Linked DNA regions of Homo sapiens: region 1 is linked to region 2. A link is a loop called in an ENCODE intact Hi-C map of the cell type or tissue named here. Cell type or tissue: PC-3. All regions are shown on one strand.

The links. Hi-C counts contacts between places; a loop is a spot of excess contacts. Peaks named below come from ENCODE experiments on the same cell type or tissue, not always from the same donor. Only the 100,000 strongest peaks of a DNase experiment are listed, where the experiment ranks them.
Region 1: it touches region 2 in a loop (4-fold over the local background); 8 of 110 quality-filtered maps call a loop at or near these places.

The regions. Positions count from the first base shown.
Region 1 is chr7:80,277,551-80,280,050 of GRCh38, forward strand. No RefSeq gene overlaps it. Among named protein-coding and RNA genes, the nearest start is that of GNAI1, 140 kb to the left of the region's middle. In PC-3, no CTCF peak of the experiment used is centred here; no DNase peak of the experiment used is centred here; H3K27ac peaks cover 1,449 bases.
Region 2 is chr7:80,217,635-80,220,134 of GRCh38, forward strand. It overlaps GNAI1 (G protein subunit alpha i1), which reads left to right. Exons shown (of 8, transcript NM_002069.6): 8 at 1-2,500. Among named protein-coding and RNA genes, the nearest start is that of GNAI1, 84 kb to the left of the region's middle. In PC-3, no CTCF peak of the experiment used is centred here; a DNase peak (open chromatin) is centred at 1,307; H3K27ac peaks cover 962 bases.

The DNA of each region.
Region 1 (2,500 bases), 60 kb after region 2:
AGTGGGAGAGAAAGAAAAGCTGGATACAGAGTAATACCGCAGGCAGAACCCAGGAAGTTCCTTGTTAATGTTCACCAGACACAGGGAAAATCATTTCCTTAAGAAACAAAAGAGGTGGGGTCCACGTGACTATCCTTGACGTAAATTAACATTCTTTCTCACTTAAAAAGTAGCAATAAATAGCTCTTACTTATATAGCCAAAGGTTAAAGAGTGAATTTTAAAAACATTTTAATGTAATAAGTTATCTATTTTTATGCATGTATAGTCAGGAGAACAACAAAATTGGGCACAATAAAATTGCTGTATAAATATATTGTACTGGAGTAGAAAGAGCAAAAGATAGAAGGCATAAGAAAGATGGACAAGTTTGGGGTAACCATTGCATGCCAAGACTTGATCATTCAGGAGCAAACTTTCCCAACTACTCTGCCAGAAACTCAGTCTCCCGTTGTGATAAAACAGTCTTCACACTCTCATATTTCAGAGCTGACATGTGTTTTATCCTATTTATTCACTCACTCAAGCCACTCTATTATTTAATGACTAAGCCTTCAGAGGCCATTTAAACTTCAGTTTATGTGCTTGTTTGATCCTGGCACAAATACCTTAAAGGTTAATTTAGATTTTCATCGTTTCACTTGAATTTGTTTCTTAATGAGTCATCCTTTCAACTAATATTTATGAACTGTGTACAGGGTGTTACTATAAACAGCAAACTTGCTCTTCCCTTAACAAAACACACTTATAAAACTTTTATCTTCGGGTAAGACTATAAATGTGTGTATACATACCACAGATTGGTGTGTGTATGTAAATACCACAGATTGGTATGTGTAACAGTTTTTAACTTCATAGAAATTATTGCTAGATAAAAAGGTGGTTTTATTGAAAAGGAGCAGCACACTCTCTTTTTCTAGAACACACTGATTCCTGTGAAATAACTTGCAGTATGAGATTGGCTGTTCTTGGACCATATTACAAAAGAGCTTAATTATTAGAGTAAACAAAGGTATGTATTACATAGAGCTCTCATTTATAAAGATGGGGGTCAGAGCTTGGGCCCAAAATCTAATACAGTATCTTCCAAAATTGATTTATGTTCACTTCGGTTTCTCCAACTAAAGAAATATGATTTCATAATATTGAACAATACTCTTTAGTTTCTATGTGTCTTCATTTCTTACTTAAACTCTGTATTCTGGCTTTTATGATTCAATTGTTAGATTAAACAACTCCAACTTTGGTTCCAGGTTTTATGTTTGAAAATTCTGATGTCAAAAATGAAAGCACATTTTCTTAGTTCAAACAACAACAACAACAAACCACAAAGCAGGTTAAATGTATTTCTCTGAAATTAACTGTCACCCTTTTCTGAAGAGTGAACTGTATTTGGATTGTGTGACAGAATGTGCTCTTTTAGTCATGATTTATTGCTGTTGTTGAGACTGCTCTAAGAATGCGATTTCAGGGTATTCTAAAAAATGAATATTATTTTTTAGAAATGTGCATTCAGTTTATTTACTCGTCTGCTTGGCCAGATGATAATATCAGAATGACACTGCAAATTTTTTTGTTATCAGGATTTTAATAAAAATGAAATACAGATAATTCAGGAGTTAGAAAAATTTATTTATTTATTTATTTATTTACATGGTCAAAACTAAAAAGAGAGGACTGCAAGCAGAATCTTGGCTAGAGAAATGCCAGACAGAACTGAACATGCCGAGCACTAGTGATAACTGTAACACTGAAGGAGTGAATGGCACTGTAAAATTGTCTTATGTGCCTTTCATTTGTTTCTTTGATATGTGCCCATTATTTTGCATAAACATGCAAAGTGGAATGTAAACTAGAGTCATAAAACCATAAAATTCAGATCTGGAATCTCTTAATTTTAATAATGAGAACCTCGGACTAATTAGTCAATGTTAGGTCTCTTTATCCACATTTTTCACATATAACTTTATGGAATTTTCAATTCCCTTACACAGATATGTAATTTTATAGACCTCATTATTGTGATGTACATCACAGTGCCAAGTTGACTTTGTTTTCTAATAAAAGCTTTCCTTGCCCTTTTAATTTTTATCTTAGGAAGGAAATGATTGTAAAACTATCTAAATTAATACATTGCCCTTTGGAACCATATTATTGATGCCTCTTAAATAATTGTTTTGTCCTTTAGTGAGGAAACAAACTCCTCTCCAGTCATTTTTTTCTTTGTTTTTCTATTAAAATGATTCGAATAGCCTTGACCTATGTGTGTTTATCAAATGCTTGTTGAGGAGTTATCGTCTAGACTAGCTAGTGAGCTTAAGGACTGAAATTGTGGAACCACAGCTGACGCAGCGCTTGCCTGTGAAGATGCCTGCCAGAAACTATGTTCAAGGTTGCTCCATAAATAGTAAATCTTTTTCCTGTGTAGTCTTTAATAGGAGCTTAAAATGGATTTGTAGAGGGCCCTGTGGATTGAACAACAGGAAATTTTAACCAAGTCA
Region 2 (2,500 bases):
TTTTTTTAACTGAAAGTAACAGAAGGACCTTTCTTAAATGTGACAGATGGTCCTGCAGTGTGAAACTGAAGGACAGTGTTAAAGCTGGGCTCTAGTATATTGATGATTTCTGCATAAGTGTAAATATGCAAATGTATGTATACATGTATTTATGACTTTAGTTTTCGACATTATTTTTAGGTTTTAAGAGTGGCAACTTAGGATTTTAGGGTGATGGCTTTGGAAATAACATAAATATACCTTGTACTGAATGACAGACTATTACTACGTTTGCCAGTTTTAAACAGCTTTATTTATGTTCATGTCCTGTAAATTTTTAAGTACAGTAATTAATATTAGGAAACATTACAGCCCTTATCTAGATTATATGTATACTTGTATTAATAAAAATGTTATTTGTACAAACATTGCACAGACTATTTTAATAACATGATTTGTTCTTTAAATTTTATGTGTTTTATTGAAATGTTCTTAAGATGAATACACCTGCCTTTGGATCAACTATTTAAACATTGTATGCATTTTGATTTTTCCTACTTTAAGAAAATAAAATAATTTAATTTTACATTAGATTCCACGTTAGATTTGGTTTGAAAAACTAAAATTTCAGATTTCTGAGGATATACTGTCTTAGACTTATTGTACACACTTAGTTTTTATTCACTTGTTTTCACTCTGAATTTTAATATTTGGCTGATATGAATGCATTGCCTCAAAGGTGATGTCATCTTAATTTTTATTCACTTTAAATAACTACATTTTTGTTTATAACTAAGTTTGGAGGGATCCTAAGAGCATTTTTGTGGGTAAAAAAAAAACCTGTGGACATAATGAATTTTGAGACATTGATTGGTGAGGCTTTTATTTCCCTTGAGGAGTCTCTTGTACCTAGCATACATGATAGCTCCTTGTTGGGAAGATAACAAGAAGGATCTTTGAATACTCTATTGCTGATATAATGCAAGATTTAAATTTATACATATAACTAATTTCAAATGTAATTATCACACTATGTTAAAATTACTTTTTTCCCTTAGATAATTCAAATTTCTCCACTTGCTTGAGATTATATCATTTCTTTTTCAATTATACTATTATTTCTGAGAATGAAATGGACGATTACACTTAGAAAATGAGTAATAGTGTTTAATAAGTCAGTGATTATATGTGTGCTCAAATAAGTGTTATGTATCAGCTAGATACTGAGCTTTGATAGAATAATTTTCTTTTGATTATTCATGATGTGTCATCTCTGACCTTGTTTCAGCAAAGTAAACAGCACTCCCCACCCCACCCTCCTTTTTTTACTCATCTTGGAAAAGGTTAGTCTTTCAGTACACGTTGCTGGTAAGTAGTTTCCAAGTTACGTGTTGTCACTGGGTTGAAGTATATTTGTGTGTGTGTGTGTGTGTGTGTGTGTGTGTGTAACCATAAACTATATTCATATCTGTTTCATTTGGAGGATTTTCTTCTTTGTAATGTAAAGAAATTCAAAGTTATCAAAGTTCCTTAAATGTGTTAGTTTAGATTCTTTATGTGCCTTTCATGAAAGATATGTTTTCATTAATTTTACTGGTGGACCTGTAATATCCACATTGTGAAGCTGTGTATGAAATTCAACTATAATATGAATAAATTTGAATCATGAGAATTATGGGTTAAAAAGCCACAAAGAAGCACATATTGGTGACCATCATTAATGAAATCCTGAACTTTATTCTGTGTAATTGTGTTAATAAATCCTAATAAATTTAAATTTTTAAAATTTTACAAACCTATTGGCTAAGTACATTTTGGATTAGAATTTAAGTATCAGTCTGTTGTTTCTTCATTTCTTCTTTTTCTATGCTCTTTTTACAATTTCAGCTACTCCAGAAGCTCAGATTTTCCCTGTTCCAAGCTATGAGATGTGATGCCACATTTGGAATTGCCTTCTTGATATCCCCTTCTGAGAATGCATTGCCTGCTTTTTAACTCATTATATTCAAAACTAAATTCATCATCATTCTCTCCTTACACCAGTTCTCACCCTGACTTTGCCATTTTTCCTTACTAAGTACCATCATCATTTATTCCTTCAATGGGGAACTTTTTAGTTTAAGTTCTGGGATACGTGTGCTGAACATGCAGGTTGGTTACATATGTATACATGTGCCATGGTGGTTTGCTGCACCTATCAACCTGTCATCTAAGTTTTAAGCCCTGCATGCATTAGGTGGAACTCTTCTGATTCCTAATCTCCATTTCAATTTACTGACAGTTCTACAAAGCCTTAAATCTGTTTTTTGTTTGTTTTCCTTTCTATTCCTACTACTACCTATTCAAGTCTTTGCTAAACTTCCTCTTAAAATGGCATTATTAGTTAAATTCCCCACCTCCCATTTCTCTCTTCTCGAAAAACCCAGGTTAGTTATCCTAATGTAGAACTGTGGCCCTATCACCTTCTATTCCTTGATCTGCATTGGCTCTGATTTGTCAATAAAATTAAGTATAAGTTAGC